Regions from separate parts of the Mus musculus genome. Here regions 2 and 3 are each linked to region 1. A link is a loop called in an ENCODE intact Hi-C map of the cell type or tissue named here. Cell type or tissue: heart. All regions are shown on one strand.

Region 1 (8,000 bases):
AGGCCACACCTCCTAATGGTGCCAGTCCTATGAACCATTTTCATTCAAACAACCACACCTTACTAACTCTTTTTCCTGGCCCTTTCATTCTCCCCTCCTCTGTTTAGGACACCGATAACTCAGGACATAGGACATCCTTAACTCAGAACCATAACTCTAGGTTTTTTACATTAGGAAGGGCTGGGGACATGGATCAGCAGGATAGCATGCATACTGCTCATCCAGAGGACCAGAGTACAGTTCCTAGAACCCATGTCAGATGGCAAACTCTACCAAACTCAGTGACTCTTTTAGAGCCATTTGGAATATCTGCTTGGCATAGTAGTGCATACCTATAGTCTCAGAGTTTAGGAGACTGAGGCAGGAGGATAAAGAGTTGAGGCCAAGGCTGGGCTACACAGTACACTCCTGACTTTGGTGGGGGAAGGGAGGGACAATCTGGCATTAAGTAGAATACATTTTGGCTTGAGAATGCTGCAAGGCTTTACTCAAGTTGCCCTTAACGTTTTAAGTGGTATTAAGTACCTTTCATAATAGTCATTTATTCTATATAACTTGATGTGCTGGCTGGTTTTTATGTCAATTCGACACAAGCTATAGTCATCTGAGAGGAGGAAACCTCAATGAAGAAAATGCCTCCCTAAGATCAGGCTGCAGGAAAGCCTGCAAGGCATTTTCTTAATGATTGATTGATGTGGGAGGGCCCAGCTCACTGTGGGCGGGGCCACCTCTGTGCTGTAGTACAGGGTTCCATTACAAGAAAGCAACTCTCTTGTGAGGCTATGCCGGGGCCTAGCAAACACAGAAGTGGATGCTCACAGTCAGCTACTGGATGGATCACAGGGCCCCCAATGGAGGAGCTAGAGAAAGTACCCAAAGAGCTAAAGGGGTCTGCAACCCTATAGGTGGAACAACAATATGAACTAACCAGTATCACCCCCCCCCCCAGCTCGTGTTTCTAGCTGCATATGTATCAGAAGATGGCCTAGTCGGCCATCATTGGAAAGAGAGGCCCATCAGTCTTGCAAACTTTATATGCCTCAGTACAGCGGAACGCCAGGGCCAAGAAGTGGGAGTGGGGGGAGGGGGGAGAGTATGGGGGTACTTTTGGGATAGCATTGGAAATGTAAATGAAGAAAATACCTAATTAAAAAAAAAAAACCCTAAAAAAAAAAAAAAAAAAAAAAAAAGAAAGCAACCTGAGTGAGCCATGAGGGGCAAGCCAGTAAGCAGCACCTCTCCTGGCCTCTCCATCAGCTCCTGACTTCAGGTTCCTGCCCAGTGTGAGTTCCTGCCCTGAGTTCCTTCAATGATGGACTACAATGTGGAAGTATAAGACAAATAAATAAACCCCTTTCTTCCTAACTTGCTCTTGATCACAGTGTTTCACCACAGCAATAGAAACCCTGATAAAGATACTTGGTGATCCTGGCTTCTAGAAAATCAGGGACTCTCTGTACCTAGAGATCAAATAGGCATTTAGATAGTGTAAAAGAAACATGCTGTTTACAATATGCTGGTGTGGGTGTGGGGAGGGCTAATGCAGCTAGCTCAGTGGGTAAAGTTCTTGCTCACCTATCCAGAGGGGGAAGGGGAGAAGAGATCACACACACACACACCTACACACACACACACACACACACACACACACACACCTACACACACCTACAAATAAATAAAGTTCTAAAATAAACTATACCCAAGCATTTTCCTTCTTTACTTAGCAATTCATGTTGTTATATAGTAAAGGCTACATAACTTCAATAACTTTATTAAAAAGGCATTGGCTGTTCCTTCTGCTTTCTCCTCAACCAAAGCCTAAGCCAACCTTACTAAAATTAAATATTGTTTCTACCGAATTATCTGAATGATTCATCTCTTCTAACATGAACTTCTGGGTTACAGTTCCCCTTTCCTGAGAGAGCATTCTTTCACAATTTTCCTTTATCTATTGGGACTGTCAAGTTCACAGTATGGAGCTGGCCAGATGGTGCAGCTGATAAATGTGTGTGTGTGTGTGTGTGTGTGTGTGTGTGGTATGTCTTTCTCACTAAATAAATAAATGTAATAAAAAAAATGTAAAGGTCCAAAACATGGCAGCAAAGATTAAATCTGAGCCTCGGGTGAGGTCTGGAAAGCTAGAACTTATTTCTAATCTTCAAAGAAGCCTGGGAAAATATCCCTGAAGAGGCTGCACTGGCGAAGGCTGCTATCAGAACCTGCAAGGCCAAGGTGGGTGTAGACCTCAAATTCAGGTCTGCCATTTACTATCTATGTAGTTCTTGGGCATGAGATTCACCATGCCTAGACCTCTCATTCATCCCTCAAATACAAAATGAATAAATATAACATGGTGTTTTAACCAGGTACTTGGTAATCAACGGATGTAAGTGATTAATGTTTTAGACTACCAACCACTAACAATGGGGGAAGAGAGGATATATATATATATATATATGTATATATATATGTATATATATATAATAAAAAACAGTTTCTGTGAAAAGTGAAAATAGATATTCTTAAAATGTGTTAAGTTTATTTATTTTGTTTGTTTGCTTTTGAGACAGAGTCACACTGTGTAGCCCTGGCTGACCTGGAACCCTTTCTGTAGACCAGGCTGGCCTTGAACTCACGACTCACCCGCCTCTGCTTCCCTAGTGCTGGGATTAAATCCACACCTGGCCGAAAAACAGGTTTTGTAATTGCCAGAATACTCCATTGTATCGCCTCCCCAACCAGCTATAAAATGATAGAGAAGTCCATAATGTTTATGGAGAGAATTAGGGAACTAGAATAGACTTATAGGTCTCTTAATGGGCACCTCATAACACACATGCTCTGAGACTTGCTGTGTGATTTCTTTTTGTGATCATCACCCATGTGCAGTGTCCAAACTTTTCAGGGGAATCTAAATTTCCACTCTCAAAGTTCTGCCACAGGCTCAGTGTAAACGCAAACTTGTGTTTATAATCACAAACAAAACCTACCTACCCAAGAAACACTTAAGTGACATTCCTAGTCTTCTTGTTCTTGACAAGTCCGAGGCTTAAAAGCTGGTGAGACGTTTTAATAATTTTCTATGTCTTAATCATCTCCAACGCATGTGAAGCAGATACCTCGTTTTCCTGTGCTCCTGTATCGACTCTTCACCTGCCTGTATGAATTATCCTTCCCTACACAGAGGTGGGCTATACCTGCCTACCCAGTGACTGTCAGAAACTCCTCACTCCCGCCTCCATCCAGAGCCCCTTAATGAACAAAAGAGGGTTTATCCCACTGCTTTGAAAGGAAAAAATAGTACATTTGCAAAAGTAGGTCTATCTTACACTTTTGAAAAGGTCCAGCTCCCACCCCCAAACCCTCTCCCGGACCTTAGGCTGTAACTGCAACTGCCAGGAAGCCCTGCAAAAGGGTACCAGTGCCTCACCGCCACGGGAGAGCCTGCAGCACCAGATTGGTAATGACGCCACATGGAGATAGCGTGAAAAAAGAATGAGAAGGCAGCACCAGAAATGTGCTCTCGTCCAAAGGGGTGGAAGGAAGAGAGGAGAGAGAACACACACACACACACACACACACACACAGAGAGAGAGAGAGAGAGAGAGAGAGAGAGAGAGAGAGAGAGAGAGAACAGATATCCTAAAGTAGATATAATCAGTGATCCTCTAGGCAAGGTACCTCCTGGACACCCCTAATCCTTACCTAGGCTACATGCAAAGATGTAAATTTGGAAGTACGTGGGAAATCAACTTGGAGACATTGTAAGGCAAATTCTCCCACCATCACTACCATCACCAAACCCTGTGCAAGTAAAAAGCCAGCACTAAATGCTACTAGAAACTACATGCAGTTCTGGGCCCGAGGTTTACATAATCACAAATTACATAATACTCATCCCGAGCACTAAACCCCTTTCTATAGGTGAAGTTCCCCATCATCCCGTCGCTTGCTATTTTCCAAAGAACGCTGGAAAAGTCTCCAATATCTGCGGAGGGAGGGGATGGGGCGCTGCAAAAGTCACCCTCGACAAGCCGCAAAGCCACGTCAAATGGTCCAGGGTAAAGGGGGTTCGGAGCAGGTGACTCCTCTCCTCCCGCATCCCCCCGGCGCCCGGCATCCAAGGCCGAGGCTGGGCGAGCGAGGCGCACCGGGCGCGGCCGGGCTTACCTGCTCCCCGAAGTCGATGGCTATGTTGGTGATGCCGAGGGGCACCAGGAACCGGATCAGGGGCCAGTAGTGCGTGAGCGCCGGGAATTTCACCATAGTCCCCGCCGTGGGCTGACCCCACACTCATCTGCCGCCGCGAGGGCACTGTGCTGGGAGGCGCGCGGAGCGCAGCGCGGGGACGGAGGCCGCGGCCGGCGGGGCCTGGGGCGGCGGCTGCTCGCGGCGGCGGCGGCGTCCTCTCCAAGCGCTGCTGCTCTAGCAGGAGAGCCGCGAGCTCAAGTCCATCCCCGCTGCCCTCCCACACAACAAAGATCTGCCGGGGAGAAAGAGAGGAGGGACAGGGACGGCAGCGGCGGCAGCGGCGGCGGCGGCGGCGGCGGCAGCAGAGGCTTCTGCTGACAGCGGCTCCATTATAAGCGCTCTGGGCCCGGAAATAAATAAATAACCGCGCGCACGAGGCGCCTCCGCCGCCGCCGCCGCGCCGCGCGGAGGAAATCAGGGGCGGGCGGAGGCGCGACACCGCTGGCGACCCGGGAGGGGGCCGGCCCGGCGCCGCCTCCCCGCTCCGCTGCGCACGGCTCGGCCGCGGGGGGCGCTGCGCTCGCACAGGCCACTGCCGTCCGCGCCCGCGGGGGACCGGGGCGCCGCCTGAGCCGAGCGCGCGGAGCGGGGAGTCAGGCGGGGCGGGCGAGCGGGCGGGGACTCCGGGTGACCCGACACCGACAGCCCCATGCTGTCCCCGGAGCGTCCGGCAAGGCCGTGTGAGCGCCGTCTCCAGAGTTGGGAACCAGGAGTAGAGCTTCGGGGACAACCGAGCTGGAAAGGCCTCGGCGTCCGGGCGGCCTTGAGGCGGACTGGGAGCTGCTTTAGGGTGATGGGGATACGGCTGCATTAGTGGGAGAGAAGGATGGTTTACCAAAACGAGCATCTCGCATCTCTCGTGACAGAGATCTGCAGACCCTGGGGAAAAATACACCGGGTGGCAGGGACTGACTGTCCGTCCTGGACTAGGGTTCTGGGATGCTCCATACCGGTCTCCAGCTTTTGCTAGTAATGTGCAACCGTTTACTTATTTAAAAGTCGACCGGTAAATATGCTTAAAAAAAAAAAAAAGGAAAGAAAATCTGCTCGGCTGTGTTATAATATGTCCCCAGTGATTTCATGATAAATCAGTTGCTGAGCTGAGACTTTTACCTAAAACTGAAAAGCTTGACAAAGCCAGCATCAGCCGGTGTCCCAGTATAGTGTATGAAAAAAGGGTCCAAGCCAGTGACTGAAGCATTCACAGCAGGGCGGGGCTGGCCTCCAAGAGACGAGTACAGTCACACAAAAAAGCTTAGCTCGTAGAGGGTCCTGTGCCTGCTTTGGCTCTCTGTTTTTGCCTTAATACTTTTCATTAATATTTATTTTATTATTTTATGTCTATGGGCAGATATTTTTTTTTGTCTGCATGTCTGTCTGTGCATGACATGCTTGTCCAGCACCCACAGAGCCCAGAAGAGGGCATTGGAGCTTCTCCTGGATTCCAGAACATTGTGAGCTACCATATGAGTGCTGGAATGGAACCCGGGACTCTGGAAGAGCAGCAGTCGGTGCTCCTAACTGCTGAAACATCGTTTTCTTCAAACCCTGGTCTTGCCCTCTTGAAATGATGAATTTCTGAACAAGGGGCCTTAGCTTTTCATTCTGTAGCAGTTGAGATAGATGGTTTGTTCAACTTGTATCTTCCTATGCATCTTTTTTTTTTTTTTTTTTTTTTGGTTTTTCGAGACAGGGTTTCTCTGTATAGCCTTGACACATCTTTTAAAATAAACATAATGAGTTAAACTTGTGTATTACTTAAAACATTCAAGTATTTTGTCCTAAGAAATGAACCCATTCCCTTTATCTCTGTAAGGCTCATATTAATACTATATTTGAAGGTAATCAGAGGCAGGAGGATTGCTGTAAGTTCCAGGCCAATCTTGGCTACATAATGAGTTCCAAGCCTGCTAGGATTTTGTAGGGAGACCTTGCCTTTATTAAATACATAAATAAGTAAATAAATAAGAGCTTGAGACATTAACTTTCTGGTGCAGATTTTTCCGACTGCATCGCAAGTATTAAATATTTCCATATTTGATGCCTTTTATCCCCTTCAGTTTTACACACTCTGGTTGAAGCCCCTAAAAACTAGGAAACCAATTTACCCGCAGTTCCGTGTAACCCCAAATTACATCACCCATATAATTAAAACAAAACTTTGGTAATTGTTCATTGCATTTGATATGTCAAACAGTTACCCTTAAAAGAGATTTTTTTCCAGCAAAACAGGAAGTTCTTGTGTACAGGGCTCTCCCCAGGAGCAATTCCTGAAAGGCATGTTTCTGTGTAGTCAGTTATTAAGCTAACCATACAAAAAAAAGAAAAAAAAAAAAAGGAATGGGTTATTTAAAGGAATTCACGGAGAAGACTTCTGTTCTAAAGCAAATGTGGTCTGGTGATTTACCCATTCTGTTAGTCTATGTTTTCATAAGCTCGTTTCAATTAAAGTGATCTAGTCGTGCTGACCCTTGCCTGCTATGTGAATTGATGAAGCCCTGGATCAATGCTCCTGAAGACCTGTTTGCTCTCACTGGTCTCCGGAAGAGGCTGCTGCATCTCAGCTGCTACTGCGGCCACACGCACCCTTTCGGTCTGAAGGGGATGGTGAGAAAAATCAGCCAAAGGCCATTATCCTTGAGTACTTTTAAAATCTATCCTTAACAAGTGAGTTGGTGGCATCTTTGATTAAGGACAAGAATACCTTTTTAGACTTTTAAGTGGGTATAAGTTCAAGCAACACCAGAGAAACTTAAAAAGGCAATGGGACGTTTAATTGTTCTTTGTTTTGTTTTGTTTTTCACTAAAGAACTACAGTTCGGGGTTGAGAAATGGCCCAGCAGGACTGACTCTCTAGAAGAGGACTCCATTTTGGTTCCCAGCAACTAAGCCTGATGGCTCGCCTGCCTGCATCTTCCACTTCCCCAGGATCCAGCGCCCTCTTCAGGCCCCTGCACTCATGCGCACAGGGCTCCTACCCCAACACAACCACTCATGCGCACGCACACCATCCCCTTTAATTAAAAAGAAAATATTTTAAAATAAAATCACGCCGGGCGTGGTGGAGGCGCACGCCTTTAATTCCAGCACTTGGGAGGCAGAGACAGGTGAATTTCTGAGTTCGAGGCCAGCCTGGTCTACAGAGTGAGTTCCAGGGCAGCCAGGGCTACACAGAGAAACCCTGTCTCGAAACAAACAAACAAACAAACAAACAAACATCACAATCGGATAAGAGATTTAAAAAGGAAGCCCCGCCTCTCCCTTCTTGTAAACATAGTTTTCATGTCGTCAACAATATGACAGGAAAGCCCTAAATATAAGTGATTGTGGTAGGTAAGAAGTTCTCTGAATTATGCAGAAACTGAAGTATCCCAGCGTCCATTACGTTAGTTAGATCTAGAAGATATCTTCGGAAAGGTACAGCTTTATTTTCTATTTATAAAGTCTTAGATTTGATTGCTTTTGCCCCACTATCGTTACAAGGTTTACAGATACTAGTCATGTAGCATATAGAGAAAAAGATCCTGAAAGAGAATATATGCTCAGTGGTTAACAGTAGCTGCATTTCCATGATTATGAATATGAGGAAGAATTGTTTCTCAACTCCATTCACCCATCTTTAACAAAATGAGTATGTATAAATCTATAAAGAGAAAAAAAATTTTTTTTGTTTGTTTGTTTTTTCGAGACAGGGTTTCTCTGTATAGCGCTGGCTGTCCTGGAGCTCACTTTGTAGACCAGGCTGGCCT
Region 2 (8,000 bases), 86 kb before region 1:
CTAGATTAGAGCTAAGGTTCCAAGGTGGTTCTGAGAGACTGACGTCATTGGGTCAAGAGCAGATCAGGGCTCTGAAAGAATGTGGTCTCCTGGATCTGAGCTGGTTTTGTGTGCCTGAAGGAGGCTAGGCAGAAGGTCCTAAAACAGGCAACCCGCAGCTCAGCCAGCAGCAGGTGGGGAGGGTGATGCTCGCTTACAACAGCATCTGTGTAAGAACTTTACGTCTTACCTCAATGGCCAAGTAGACCGACAGACTGCCGGTTAGATTTCTGTCACCTTGACACAAGCTAAGGTTCATCTTACAAGAGAGAGTCTCAAATGAGGAAATAGCTCTATTAGAATATGCTGTAGGCAAGCCTGTGGGGGTGGGGGCGGGAGAATGTTTGATTGATGACTGATACAGAACGGTTTGGCTCATTATACAGTTCCACTCCTAGACAGGTTGGCCTAGGTTGTATAAGAAAGTGGGCTGAACAAGTCACAGGAAGTAGGTCAATAACTAGTGTGCCTTCATAGTCTGCTTGGTTCCTGCCTCCAGCTCCTGCCTTGGCTTGCTCAGTGATGGACTACAATCTGGAGTTGTGAGATGAAATTAACCCTTTCCTCCCCAAGCGGCTTCTGTCCATGATCTCCATCACAGCAACAGAAAGCAAACTAGAACACAGAGACATGTGATGGCGCCTGAGCAGAACAGGATGGACAAATCTCCATGCCTAGGTTGAGAATTTGTGTAGCAGCGGCTGCCTTTACTCCCTTCTCCAGCTCCGAGGTCCCAACCTGTCAAATGGTTTTGTTTTGCTTTGCTTTTTAAATGTAGCTAACATTTGTAATAGCATTTTATAGGTTGTCTTGTTGTCTTAATGCCATCTGGGTGGAAAGCTGCATGACTTCTAGCAAATATCTCCCCAACTGTGTTATTAGGATAGTGCTGCAGGTATATACACGTGCATGTGCACATGTACAGATGTGTGTCTAGGTGAATGAGGGAGAGAGGTTCTTATAAAGGCTCATTATTACAAATCTATATCTAAGGATAGCTAGACATATAGGTAGTGGATAGGTAGTAGATAGATAGACAGACAGACAGTTAGATAGGTCTAGAAGAATTCAGCTAGATATAGATATCAATAGATTGGTAGATGGATGGATGGATGGATGGATGGATTGGTAGGTAGGTAGGTAGGTAGGTAGGTAGGTAGGTAGGTCGGTAGATAACAAAGCCTAGGATAACTCAGATAGATAGATAGATAGATAGATAGATAGATAGATTGCAGACCGATAGATAGATAGATAGATAGATAGATAGATAGATAGATAGATATAGATGAAGGATGGATGGATGAATGGATGGATGGATAGATGGATGGATAAGGTAGATAGATAACTAGAGGTCAGGACCAAGGTCTAAACATAAAATTTGTAGTTCTTATACAAAGAATCTGAAGTAAGTCTCTCTATATAGTATTTAAAATATTTTTATGCATGAATCAGTTTCTCACACATGAAATTGGGTGTATGATTTCCCAGATGTGGTACCACTCAGGGAACTTTTGGATTTTTGAGATCTGGGTCTGGGGTTTGGAGTGAGAGATGCTTAACTTGTGCTGAGCTTTAAAAATGCTGTTGTGGCAAATAAAACAGCTGGCAGGGGCCAGAAGGCAAAGCATCTAAGAGTCTGCGACAGCCTTCTACGACAAGTCATGCGTTCTCAGAATTCACTGGGTAGTTACCACTCTCTGTTTAGATCCTCTCTGCCAGGTTTCAGGAAGGACAGAGTGACATCACAGGCTCAGTCTGTCCAGCTCAAGCTTAACCCGTTCAGCATCGAGGCCTGACTCGAGAAGCTCCAGGCTCCTGTGCACAAGTGTGAGGACCATATGCTGCCTTGCCTCTGACCTGCCCTCGGGTTCACCTCTCCATCAGCTCTCAGGGGCAACACAGCTGGCCAAAGTAGCGAGAGGAAACCTCTCACTGTCCGCTGCGCTGCCCACTGGTGGCCCAAGCCTCCCACCAACAGTAATTAACAAAGGATCCAATGGAAGACTTTATTATTAGCCACTACATGTTGTTAACTTTGTATTGTCTCTGTATAGCTACACCAAAATGAATAGAAATAAGCCTCATCTTCACTACCATGGACACAGGATTCATTAAGGTTCTTGGTCTCTATGATAAGACTGGTAACCTAGTGATGACATGTCCCATCAGGATGTCCAGGAGAAGCACACCGTGAAACCCATGTGTTCACACCACACAAGTGGCAAGTGTAGCCCCCATCACCTGGAACTGAAATCAACCATGAAAAAGCACGTGATAACCGAATCAGAATGTTCAATTGTGTTTTCTTGCTGTCTGCTATAATGTGTGGCAAATATATATATATATATCATAAATTGATGAGAGACACTGGCTAAGAAGCCCAAGGAACCCCCCTACACTGTAGGTAAAACCGATAAACTGCCGAGGGAATGAGCTTAATGGTTCCTCAGGAAAAAAATTAAAATTAATTAAAAATTAACATATATATATATATATATATATCCCCAAAGAATTTAAAGTACGGACTCAAAAGGGTATTTGTACACTTGTGTTCATAATTTTAATCACAGTAGCCAAAAATGGAAACTACAAATGGGTAGATAGGCAAAATGTATTATATCTACACCAGGAAACATTATTCTGCCTTACAAAGGAATGAAACCCTGGCACATTCTGTAACAGAGAGAGAACACTGACAATATCTAAAATGAAATCAGCCAGGCAGGAGAGAACGAACAATGTCTGAGTCCCCCGTGCAGTACTTTAACATAGTCACCTTCACAGAAACAGAAAGTAGAACGCAGTTTCTGGGATAGGGCGTGGAACGGGAATGGCTGTCACATGCAGAGAGGCCCTGGAAACTGACTGCGTAGAAACATGAGTGCTCTTCTACTATTGAACCAGACACACCAAAAAACTTAGAATAGCAAATTCTATGATAGACGCACTTGCCGTTAAGAAGGAAAGCCCACAGTTTCCTCCACTTACCATGGCATCCATAAAAGGGAAGGCAGCGAGATACAGGAAGGCCCTTCGTGTTTTGCTCCCCACAGACTCATCCACATGATGCAGCTTGTTGATGATGTAGTACCCTAAGTCACTGTAGGCTGCAGGGACCAAAACAAACATGGTATTTAGAAAAAGGAAGCTTACATGAATTTTGTCTAGAAAACTTAAAGTAAGTTTAAATGTCTTATCTGCCTTGTTGTAGAAAAGTCAGAAAAGCTATAAGAGAATTATGTTCAATCTCATTCATCTACTGGGGGCGGGCGTGGCTTACAGTGACCCGGTACTTTTATTAGTGTGTGAGGCAAGCATATGAGTTTCACCACGCAGAGGAGGTCAGACTATATGCTCCCTATAAACCTCAGATATCCCTGAATGATATTGTCCTACGCACTGAAAGATGTTTAGTGAGCTGATTTTCCTCTGGACCTGCTAAGTCTTGATTTACCCAACTTTTTATTGTGCACCTGTGATAGTATTTGGATATTATGACGGAATGCTGGATGGGAATAGTTGAAAATAAATACTTAAATACTATTAGATATTTACCAAAAGAAAACTTATAGAATTTAGCGTGTGTCTTCCTCACAAGTTTTCAAGTGAGCTTTTGACACTTGCCAGTCAGTGCTCAGTGCCACTTCTTGGGAGGAGGGTGACCAATGCTAGAATTGTCCTATGCAGTAGAAAGTGATATGCAGTTGGTATTCTAGGAGTCCTGTGTCAAGACTTGTCATGGTGTGAGGCTGAAAGCAGAGAACATCCAACACACACATGTGTGGGTTGTATACAAACCCAACAAGCAAGAGAAAGAGAGGCAGGACTTGAGGACCTGACTCCTCAAAAGGGCAGGCTGTGCTAGCTTTGATCTCACTGACTCAGGCTAAGACAAAGCGAATCCAAGCTCTGCAAGGCTTTCCACATGCTACCACGTGGAAGTTACGCTCTACAGCTGTGAATGTGTAAACATGTGACACCCAGACAGGAATCTGACACAAGCGAGCTAAAGGGAAAAAGAAGAGCCACCCCCCATGCCAGCATTTGAGGGGCAACCTATCTCCCCACAAACTAGTCAGCAGAGATAATGCTCCATCATCAGGATCAGTCTTGAGTCACAAGGCTTTTGTGATACTGCAACCTTGAAAGTGGCCTTTAGGAAGGAACCTGAGACGTGTCACTGGGAACTGCAGAGGTCATACCGGACAAGAGCTGTGTTCAGGGGGGGGTCTCATGTCCAGAGAGCAAGGCAGGGTTGAGGTGAGAATCAAGAGACAGCTACAGAGGTGAAGACAGGCGTCAGGATGGGAGAGTGGCACCTCTGTCAAGGCCACTGAGGTGCAAGAAAGGGAGCCCAGGGAGAGGACATCCTGAAGCAGACAAGGAGCATGAGGAGATGAGACTACAGCGAGGGGCGTGAAGGAGGCAGCTGTGCTCCCAGCTGTCATTTGGACCAGAAGCTCTGACAGAGATGAGAAGCAGACAGGTGGCCTGAACTGACCCTGGAAGGCAGCATGAGAGCTTTAGTCTGAGTCTGTAGTGAGGTAAGACGCACATTCAGACCAGCGCTCAGCGGATGGAAACTCAAAGCTTGGATGCAAGAGTCCTGCATCTCACACACAGTCTACGCTGGGGGGCAGAGCCATGGTCTCTTAATCACGGACACTATTTACTTGTGTATGTGTTTCTATGCAATCGACAGATGCTCACTTGGGCAGGGTCTTTCAAGGAGACCCCTACTCTGGCAGAAACGCCTGTAATAAAGGCAGCGATGGCCCACGCAAGAGCACGGGGCTGCTATGAATAGCTGCGAGTGGAAATCCCTGGTAAAGGTTACGGTCCATGGAGCATGCCAGCTGACAGGACCTGACTATCGAGCTGATACTGAGGATCATGGGAGAGGGGAAGGCTGTGGGCCAGAACGGTGGTGACATGAGCAAACCATGTCTCCCTGAAGCTCAAACATCAAAATCCTAACCCCTGGACCTCAGACTGTGATCTTATGTAGCTATAGACTTATTGCAGATATATGATAAGGTCATATAGGAGTGGGTGGGTGTCCAACCCCATATGACTAGTGACCTTGTAAAAGGGAGAGATTGGATTCAAAGACAGCTATGTATGGGGTGTGGGTGGGGTGGGGAGGGGGGTGGGAAGTCCTTCTGAGGGCAGAGACTCAATGACACAGCTCCACACCAAAGGCTGCCAGGAAAGTCTCAGAACCAAGGAGCTGGCAGAGGGCAAGCTGTTCCTCAACGTGCTTAGAAGGAAACAGGCCTGTCTGTACTTTGATCGCAGACTTGTGGCCTACAGACCTGCCAGACCGTACATTTCTCTCCTTTAAGCTGCACGGTCTGTAGGATTTTGATACAGCAGCCCCTACAAATGACTGCAGGTTGGTTCCGAGCAAGGTGCTTTTGTTTTAGACTCTGGGGTGGTAGATGTGTGCGGCTCACAGCAGGGCATGTGATCTGCACCTGTTGCCTGGCCATAGGGAAATTGGCAGATGTGAGCATCCAGACACTTGCAATCATGTATTTTCGATAAAGCAACAAGATGGAGCTTTTTTGGTAGGGTCCCTGGGGTAAACAGAAAGATGAATGACGACATAGGCCCGTGGGCTTCTTAAGCCTTTCTCTCAGCTCTGTCTCTGGAATGTAGGTACCGCATTATTCTTCCAGTTCCAGGGCCTGCCCAGCTCCCTGGGCCCGGCTTCAGGAGCATCTGGGATTCGTGGGTCCAAGGGTTAGTTTTCTAGCTTCTACTTTAGAACCTTCCTGTTTCAGCTGCTGAAGAGAAAACCTGGGGGCCAAAGACAGCTTTTCTTTTTTTTTTCCAGATTTATCTTTTCTATGGTAGAGGAATCTGATTGTACCTCAGTAGCTGTTTCCACCCTAGACATTGTGTGTATAAAATCCCGAGACCTGTTTGCATCCCATTTCTCCTGTTCCACTCTCTCGTGCCAGCTGTTGAGCTATTTCCAACCCAGCTGAAGCTGGTGGCTGTGGTGATTTGTGTAAGATGCTTTGCATATAGAGTCTCTCTCTGGTGACTGCTCTAGCTGCCTTGGCAATGTTCAGTGAGCTTCAGCTTCTAACCACTGCCTTACCGAGAGTGTTTTCTAACCATTGCCTTACCGAGAGTGCCCTGTAACAATTAAACAACGCTTTGGAACAGATGCAAGCAGGCTTCATGACTGCAAACAGCAGCGGGACACTTGCTTGACCTATGCCCTGGTCGGACGCTTTAAACCAGATCAAACAAAGGGAGGAAGGCCCTAAAAACTTATAGATCCAATAACCTCAGCCAACGGAGGACAGCCCATTTTGCAATCAGTTGTTCTCAAACCAGCAGGGCTAATAGTTACTGGTACTTATTGCAAACTATAAAATACTCACTTCAATGAAAGGCAGTATACAAAAGACAACTGAGGCCCCATCTACTTGAGTAAGTTATAATCCGCACATTTCCAAGATGTTAAATTCAGAACACCTGACCTAATTCAAGTTCCTGAGGTATCAGTGTGTAAAAGCCTCTCTAGGACTATTTACTGACCCTTTGAGTCCTACTTATGAGGCCTTTGTAGGAGCGTGCAAGTTCATCCTGGGTTTCTAATGTATGTATTGCTTCCAGAGAGTGTGTACTTACTGGCTGATAAATCACATTTAAATCTCTTCGACAAATACGTGTTGAATGACTTATTCATATGAGGCACCGTGCCAGTCACCCAGCTGTGCAGGGGACAGCTTTCTGCATGAGGGCTGGGACACTGACATATAATTAGATCCCACTACTAAGCTCTGTACTGTGAGTTGTTTATCTGGAAAGCACAGGGACGACGGGGGTGGGGGGGTGGGGGGGGACAACGAACATATGAACAAGACCTTGGAGAAGAAAGATCCTGGAACCATGCATAATAATATAAGCAAGTAAACATGAGATCATAACATGGGCACCCAAGACTTACTGGTATACTTGGCAAAGTGGGACTCACAAGTCACTATGGCCGCCGGCTTCTCACCAGAGGGTACGTTGTATAACTGAGCGAACAGGATATAACCCAGGTTGTGATAACTACAGATTAAACACATGGATGGACTCATTGTGCCCAAAAGAAGTGATTGTATACGTGTCTTGAGTTCCTCCTGTCTCTATAGCAACACTCTGATTTCTCAGTTTCCTTTACCACACACTAAATAGTTCATGTGCCCACCCCTCGGCCCTGGGCTGGCCAGCAATGTGTTCCAGTCAGTAGGCTGCAAACAGTGTGGTGGAGTAATACCTCTGACTCTTGACTTCAGGATACTTGTGCCTCCACCTGCCACCTGGAGTCTAGCCACAGCCATCTCAAAAAGGCCAGGCAATGGGGCAAAGCGACCGACCGACCGGCTGGACAGACAGACAAGGAAGGATACAGAGTGAGGATAAGAGCTCAGCAGAGGCCACTCGGCCACGCCCAGAGGGCTCCCTCAGCACCAGCACACCCACATCCTGATTTCAACTGACAACAGGGGTGTGTGTGGGTCCAGAAAAGTCCAAAAGGATCACCCGCCCAGTGATCTGGAGAACAAGAGAAACAAACATTTGCTTTCTAAATCACGGAGAGTTCTGCGGTGGCTTTTGTTTGCTGCCTTGTTTAGTTTTTTGGTTTAAGACAAAGTCCCAGGAGGTGCGGGCTGGCCTCAAACTCACTCTGTCATGAGGATGTAATTGATATTCTGGCCCCCTCTGCATCTACCTCCCAAGGGGGATCACAGGTGTGCAGCATCACATCTGGACATCAGATCCAGAGCTCTGGGCATGCTTGGCAGTTCACCAACTGAGAGGCATCCCCTCCCTGTGGTGGCTTTTCAGATAATAAATGGAACTGATTATTCTTAACACTCTGACCGGTGTGGCTTTCCATGTAGATCCCAGCATGGCAACTTAGGGTGAGTCTGTGATTCATGAGTAAGCGGGAA
Region 3 (8,000 bases), 160 kb before region 1:
TCAACACTATTTACTGGCAATGTGAGTGGTATCTATGTCCGACTGTTCAATGCTGGCCAACATTCAGCACTGAACTAAGACCAGAGTACTTTCCCACAGAGAATGCAGGGGCTTTATTCCAAAGGCCGAGTCTGTATTGTGATTCACTTCTATGTGCCTGCCAAAGACCAAACAGAATCTAAATCTGCCTGTACCATGTCAGGCACAACTGGATTTGCTAGATCATATGACTCAGGTGGCACAGGGACTTGCTTACTAGCCTGGACCTGCTGAAGAGTCCTCTCTTCTCCCACTGGGCACAAAGCCTGCCCTACTTTCTGTAGGAAGGACCAGATGTAACTACTTCTCTTTCATCTTAGACGTTACATCCTGACATCCACATTTGGGCTCCCTTCCCCCTAAAACTTCACTGAATTTGGGAGATACTACTCCATACCTATGACATTGAAGCATTACCAATAGATCCAGAGTGGCTGCTACCAGCAAGGGCAGGGGAAGGAATCTGGTCAGGCAGTATAGGGAGGGGTCCTGGAAAAGGACAACTCAGTTTCCTGACCTTGGTAAGCAGTTCACTTTTGGTCTGAAGCTGGCACTGTTAACAGGAGTTCTGTCCTGGCTGGAGGCCAGACATGCCCCAAACCATTCATGTGTCTTGGCTCACGTTCTGGTTTCTTAATCCTTTTTTTCTCCTTGTATATAATATGGTAGTTCACTTTGTCAAGTCGATATGATCTAGTATCACCTGGTAAGAGAGTCTCAGTGGGGAGCTGTCTAGATCAGGCTGGTCTATAAGGAAGTACGGGAAAATAGTCTTAATTATGCTAAGTTGTGGGGAAAGAGAACCCTAAATGTGGGCAACACCACTGCTTAACTTTGGAATCTGGATTATATGAATCATGATATAGTAACCTGAGCACAGGTAAGTCCACATTTGGGTATTTTTTTTTTGTTTTGTTTTGTTTTGTTTTGTTTTGTTTTTTGAGACAGGGTTTCTTTGTATAGCTCTGGCTGTCCTGGAACTCACTCTGTAGACCAGGCTGGCCTCGAACTCAGAAGTCCACCTGCCTCTGCCTCCCAAGATAAGTCCACATTTATTCTTTCTCTACTCTTAACTGTGGAAGAGACTACGTGCTTCAGGTTCCTGCTGCCTAGACCACCCTGCAATGATGGGCTGTAACCCAAGAATTTTGGTCCAAAATAAGCCTCTCCCTCCAAGTTTGTTTCTTTTCTTTCCCTGCCCCTCCCCCACCCCCACCCCACCCCCCAACAATGGTGAATACAACTAAGAGGCATAACCACCCAAGGAGTAAGATCCTGGGAGGGAGACTATTTGTCCTGAAGGTGTGTCCAAAGCTCCAGGCCACCCACCAGATGGAGAAGCACACAAACAAGCCATGGGTAGGCCAACTGCCCTGATCAGCTGACCTTCTCATGCTTCACCCTAGTAAAGCCTTACTAAGAAAGGCCTTGGTCACAACCTTTCTTAGGATTCTCCTGCTACACACACACACACACACACACACACACACACACACACACACACCCCTCACTCCTTTCTAATCTCCACCCTTAAATTCATTCTTCGAGTTTTCTGGAAACTCCTTGACTTGGGTGCCTGTTGGTTTTCTAGGATTTTAGCCCCCTGAAGTTATGGAGTGCTGAATTTAAAGACATCCTTCACTTTCTTCCCATTTCACTCCTTCCTGCCTATTATCACCAAATGTGATGGATACATATGAGATTCTGTGGGTGTGAAATGTGAATGTGGAAACTGCTAAGGGCTAAATTACAACTCAGAGCCCAAGAGCTAACGTAGTTCCATCTGGGCAATAAAGCTTATTTCTGAATTCTTATTTTGAATTCAGGCTCTTTACCTGTTAGACTCGTTGCAAACATATTTAGTGTGGTAAAATTTTAGATATCTTCATCTTGAGCCTTGTATTAATTTCCTCAGACTATTGTAACAAAAAACAACAAATCAGAGGGCAAACAACAGAAAGTTAAAGTTTTGGAAGCTGAAAGTGTGCTGTGAGATTGCTGGCAGGGTTAAGCTTTAGCCAAAGAGTCTTTGGATAGCCTTTGTTTGCTTTATCTTAGCTTCTGGTAAGTTCCATCATTCCTTAGGTTTTAGCTGCGTTCCTTCAATCTCTGTCTTCTTCCCCACATGGCTTTATTCCCTCTGCTGTTTATCTGTCTGTGTGGTCAGTCTCTCCTCTCAAAACACCAATCAATAGCTTTACAGGACACCCCAATCCAACATGACATCACCTTACTAATCTCATAGACAGAGATTCTTCCCCCATCCCCCGGCCCCCCGAAGTCAGATTGGGATGTTCCAGATGGACGTGAACTGGGTGATGACCTACTACAATCCTTCCTCCTTAAGTTCCTCAACCAGTTTGCTTACCATTTTATGCTTTGAATTTTCAGCAGGTGTGTTTCTTACTTTTTAAAGAAAAAAAAAAAAAAGGAAAAGAACACCTCAGAGTTATTTGTCTCAAGACAAACGTTCTTTCTTTCTTTCTTTCTTTCTTTCTTTCTTTCTTTCTTTCTCTTGTTTTTGTTTTTGTTTTGTTTTGTTTTGTTTTGTTTTTTTGAGGCAGGGTTTCTCTGTGTAGCCCTGGCTGTCCTGAAACTCACTTTGTAGACCATGCTGGCCTCGAACTCAGAAATTCGCCTGCCTCTGCCTCCCAAGTGGTGGGATTAAAGGCGTGCACCATCTCACCCAGCACAAATGTTCTTTCTATAGTTTATCCTCTTATGTTCCCACCTCCCCGAGTTTATCTTTACAGGTTCTTTACAAAGAACATAGCCCTCCCCTGAAAGAAAGTAAGATAGTTTAGTCTGGAGCCAAGGAAATATGAGGCACAATGGTCCAGGAACACAGATTTGACTTATTCCAAATAGTCTCCATATGCTCCAGCCTAATGGCTTCCTTGCTTTTTTGTTTGTTTGTTTGTTTTTTTAAATAGTAACAGAACAAATCAAACATTAAGTCAAAGGTCTTTCTAAAACGCATCAGGTAGATGGTAGAAATGTTTGTTAAATGTTTGTTATGTGATCTGATGTTATTCTGGCCGTAAGTCTGTAGATCCCAATGATTTACCTAAAAGCTATAATGAGGTTGGCAATAAATGGCTATTAAGGAGAACTGAAGATCGCCCAAGACTGTGCAGCTTACTCCTAATCGGTAATATTCTAGCTCTCCATAATCAAGGACGTTTTAATCACCCAATCAGCCTTGGGGATGTTTAACACTAGTGTGCTCCCCTCACCTCTGAACATCAGTTTAGTCCTATGCTTTAATATTTAACTGCAGGCAAAAATGATCTTTCATAAATGGCCTTATAGAGAGAACACGGAAAAGACGAAGCTCAAGCTTATCAATCTAAACTTGGCTTTTTATGATCTGACTTCCAATCTTACTTTTCGGTTCTGCCCCTGAACCTATCTGCAGGCTTCCGAAATGTCCCTGCCTCGCTATTGCTCCATACTCGGGTTCTGCCTCAAGGCTGGAGCCATGCCTACTAACTCACCCACTCTCCCCGGCTTCTGCGCCTCCACGGTCATACCTTGGAAATCTGTTAATGTCAGCCCTTTACTCTTACTCTTAAATCGATCACATGAAGCAATCTAATTCAAGATGGCACAGAATGTTGTGCTTGCTCAACTACGACCCCACAGCCGAGGTCAAGGCCACGTGGGCTCCAGAGGCCGCGCTGGCACTGAGGAACGGTGCCAGCAGAACTTTTAGGGGACCAAGGATGAAGTTCTGTACCGAGGTAAGTACTACCCGGCATCCTAACTCTCTCAACTCCACACCGCCCAGCCGCGTGTCCTGCCCAGCCTCCAACATCCCCCAACACCACCTACTGAGCCCGGACATGCGCAGTGGGCACACGGCGCGGGCCGCTCCAGGCTCCGCGGCTCAAATCCGCTCTGCGCAGGCGTCCTCCCTCCATTCCCAGCCCCGCCCGTTCCAGGTCCCCTAGCCTCTCGCCACGCCCCCTTGCTGCAGGTCAAAGGTCGCGGGGCGGGCCACAGTGACGCTTACGGAAGCGCTCTGCGGACCTCGCGGGGTGCGGGGCAGCGCAGCCACGGCTCCGGACGGCGGGACGGCAGGGCCCGGCGTGGCCGCGGATGAGTCGGGGAACCATGCCCCAGCCCGGAGCGTGGCCCGGTGCAAGCTGCGCCGAGACGCCGGCGCGCGAGGCCGGGGCCGCGGCGCGGGACGGCGGGAAGGTGACGGCCGGCGCGCAGCCCCGGGCCGCGACGCGATGCCCGGCCGAGCAGTGAGTGAGCGGGGCGGGCGTGGGAGCGGGCGCGGGCGCGGGGCTGCGTGGGTTCCCTCGGTTTCAGGTCGGCTACCCAGACCGAGCAGTAGAGAGTCGGGAGTGTGGACCCTGTCACAGCTCGGTCACCCAGGCCGCCACACTCCCGCTTTGACAACTGTCCAATCCTGAAGTTAGGGAAAGCGCTAGGAATTTGGGAAAGAAATCCAGAGAGGCCCCTTTAATGATCCACTGACTCCCTGTAGCTCTTTTCCCCTAACCTAGCTCGGAGGAAGTGAGTTCGCCCCAGTAACAGCCACAGAATTGTCCTGCGATGTCACCACTTGAAGAGTTTCCCACCTGTTGGACAGACTTTGGCCACAGGCTGGCCCTCTCCGTTTTACCCCGTCAGACCCTGGCTAGGTATTCCTACCACTCTTTGCTTTTACACACACACACACACACACACACACACACAGGCACACAGTTTTAGAGCAGTTCCTTATTGACTGTGAAGAAAAACAGTAAGTTAGAAGCGATTTCACTGTGCAGGGTTTGGAGGTGTCTACTGAGTTCGTGGCACAGTTCTAGATGTCTTTGGACTTAGAAAATCAAAAGCTCCGACAGTCAGTTTTCTTATGATCCAAAAGTTAAAGCATAAGGTGTGTCTAGATGGACCTTTAGAGCTCTTTCAATTTCCTAAGAAGGGGTCTTTTGAAGCCTTGTTAAGGAAGACGGGATATAATAGCAGCTCAGTTGTGAGGTGCTTTGCGGTGGGCTTTGACCGCTTTCGTTTATTGAGCGCCCGAGTGTGATGGTAATTATTCCTGTAATGAGCTAGTGGTAACAGGAAAGGTATAGAGTGGGAAGCCTTAACCTTCTCTAAGAGCTAGGCTGCCAATTAGCGTTAGTGACATTGTCTGTTAGCTTTGGGACTTGGGGAGCTTTTAGCTCTTTATTTGGGTCAGCATTATCTAAGCTTCAGCCATAGTTGCTGTAGTCAATGAATCTAGATAGCCTGGTTTTTTTAAATGAAATGTCCTGATTCTTAAGTAGGGACACTTATTTTTCTTTCTATTGAGCTCCTTTATATTACAGGGCCATGTTTGAGTTGGTCTAGTCTGTGGTTGCCAGGTTGAAACTGTCTAGGTTAGAGATGTCTCTTTCCTCTGCTCTTCCTCTGCTTCCTGACGGCTCTGCCTTTCAGCCTGCTTTCCTAGTCCATTCCTTTCCTGGATGCCCAGCCTTTTAAGCCCTGCACCTCAGTCTTACCCTAGCAGTTTCACATGCCTTGAAAGATACCTGAGCCTTTGAGGCCAGAACCACATTCTCCAACGTACACACAGTTGTTTGGAAGGTTTTCTGGTGTGGTGGTTCTCACGAACACCTTGGGGAACGGACCTCAAAGGGAAGGAGTCTTCACACTGCTGTTAGTCTTAAAGCTGAAACCTGGGTTTGTCATCTCACTCTTGAGGAAACAGGTGCGGATTGTGTTGTTAGGCAGGGAGAAACAGGTAGGAGATTTTAAGACCATGGTTCTTGACACCTCCCCCCCCCCCCCCAACTCCCTACCCCTTACCCCCTTCTTCTTGACCTCCTCAGCAACACTGGACAGAGAGGCATGGCTTATAACCACGCCTATGTTTGTAATTTGAATGTTATTAGCTGTTTCTTTTTTTCCTTACTGCCTGTGTTGGCTTTAATTGACCCATTTTCTCTTGACTCTTCAGGTGTGGAAATGAGGCTAGTGTATAGTGTAACTCACAAGTATTACTGGTTAATACACCACACTGCTAGACCATTTTGCCTTTCTGACTCAGCCTTACATGAGTAGTGGATTGGGCTCTTTCTCTCTGTGGGGCTTTTCTAGGGTCCCGTATCAGAGAAACAGTAAATAGTTGACAGTGTAATATGTGCGTATGTGATATAAGCCGCTTAATAGTTTGGCTATAAATTTAATGCTGTTAAGAATGTGCGTTTAAATCTGTGTTAGGCTCAGGGGTCAGACCTCTCCACTCAGAGTTATTGAAAATATTTTTACCTTAAAATAGGGACCATGGTGAGATTGGATATGATTTGAGATATGCTATAGCGTTATTTTTACTACATTTGAGGGAGATTGGTTATGAGTGTAAGTCCTAGGCAGCCTACAGGTGAATTATGAACTTGGGGTTTGGCTCTAGTAGCTCAGCTGTTCTGATTTCTTTTTAATAAGCTCACCGCATTTCACAGGGGAAAGGACTGGGGAAGAGGGACACCCAAACCACATGTATACACTGCCTCCTGCACAAGCCCCAAGGGATGGTCACTGTAAAGCTGGGAGTCCCATTTGAAGAGGCCTGACATTAGACCAGAGTAACTGACCTTGTGCAGGTTCCCCGGCTGCTCACATCACAGGCCTCCTTTGCTCCATCTTCCCTTCCCTTCATCCTTTCATGTGGGGAACCCTTAGACAGTCATACCACGCTATCCTCCTCAAGGGCGTGACCAAACCGGAAGTGGTTAGGGAAGTCACAGACTACCCCGTGCGCCTTCTCAGTCTACTTGAGGATGGGACTGGGGTTTACTCTGAGATTGATGCTGGGTATGCTCTTGTATGGAGGCATACCAGTCGTCTGGGAAGCCCGATGAAATTGAGTGCAAACTTGTGTTTCTAAGCTAAGGTATTCTTCAAGGGTCTGCGAGCACACTCCTCTATGTGTTAGGCTGTTTGCAGGGATTGTCAACCCTCGTTTATGCTGTTTTCTGTCCTTGCCCAGCCTAGCTTCCAGAGTGGGGTAAGAAGGCGTGTAGCTGTGGGGATGTAGTGGACTCCCTCTCCTTTCCTCACGCAAGGAAGACCCCGCTTGAGGAGTCACCCAGGATGTTTCCAGACCTCCTTGTTGCAGGCAGCTGTGTTGTCCTTATGCGCTTCTGGAAGTCACATGGAGCAGGATGAGCTGACATGGAAAGTCCACTTGCAGAAGTGGGTGGAATTTTGGCCTAGGTGCTGGTACTTTCCTGTATGTGTTCTGTTGTTTATCCTCTCTGCAGTCACCAGACTAGACAAAGGCTAGGCCTAGTGGTCTTTACGTTTCTGGGTCTGGGTAGGAAGATGTGTGGTGTCACATTGGTTGACTCCACCTTACCAATACTGCAGAGAGGGCTGGAAAAATGGCTAGTGGTTAAGAGTCCTTGCCGCCCTTGTGTAGGACCTGGTTTAGGCTCTCACTCAGCACTTACAGTTACCACCCGTAACTCCAGTACCAGAGGATCCCGCCCCCTCTTCTGGCCTCAGGATCTAGGCACACGAATGGCATACAGATATGCATTCAGGGAAGCAGTCATGCACATAAAGTAGTAAATACCAAAATAAATGCTGCTTTTTAATAACAAGAAAACAGTAGTGTTTGTAAGCTGTGCATAGACGTTAGAATTGGTTGTTTTCATTTCATGTCTTGAATCAGAAATTGAAAATATGGCTTCATAGAAATCTGTTTCACTGACCTCTGCCTTTAATTTTACAGTTTTCTTGGAAATAGTATAATTTTGTTTGCACTAGTAAGCATTTGCAAACAAGTCTTAGCTGGATTTAGTACTTCTTTCCTGTAATGCCAGCACTCCAAAGGCAGAGTTGGAGAAGGATCAGGAGTTCAAGGCTGGCCTAGCTCAATCTCCCTCCCACAACACACAGACACACACACATACACACACACACACACACACACACACACACTCTTACCTTTAAAA

What was found. A loop is a pair of places that touch in the nucleus more often than their neighbours do. Peaks named below come from ENCODE experiments on the same cell type or tissue, not always from the same donor. Only the 100,000 strongest peaks of a DNase experiment are listed, where the experiment ranks them.
Region 2: it touches region 1 in a loop (2.3-fold over the local background); 9 of 42 quality-filtered maps call a loop at or near these places.
Region 3: a loop joins it to region 1, with 3.0 times the contacts of the local background. A loop is called at or near these places in 2 of 42 quality-filtered maps.

The regions. Positions count from the first base shown.
Region 1 is chr15:27,463,270-27,471,269 of GRCm38, reverse strand. It overlaps Ank (progressive ankylosis), which reads right to left and starts at 4,593. Exons shown (of 12, transcript NM_020332.4): 1 at 4,171-4,593. The coding sequence starts at 4,266. In heart, CTCF peaks have their summits at 4,791 and 5,674 (motif pointing right); DNase peaks (open chromatin) are centred at 3,379, 4,229 and 4,739; H3K4me3 peaks cover 2,540 bases; H3K27ac peaks cover 1,638 bases.
Region 2 is chr15:27,548,835-27,556,834 of GRCm38, reverse strand. Ank (progressive ankylosis) reads right to left here. Exons shown (of 12, transcript NM_020332.4): 3 at 3,028-3,146. Among named protein-coding and RNA genes, the nearest start is that of Mir7117, 19 kb to the left of the region's middle. In heart, no CTCF peak of the experiment used is centred here; DNase peaks (open chromatin) are centred at 4,334, 4,904 and 5,244; H3K27ac peaks cover 246 bases.
Region 3 is chr15:27,626,750-27,634,749 of GRCm38, reverse strand. It overlaps Otulin (OTU deubiquitinase with linear linkage specificity), which reads left to right and starts at 4,057. Exons shown (of 7, transcript NM_001013792.2): 1 at 4,057-4,292. The coding sequence starts at 4,141. In heart, no CTCF peak of the experiment used is centred here; a DNase peak (open chromatin) is centred at 4,029; H3K4me3 peaks cover 2,347 bases; H3K27ac peaks cover 1,536 bases.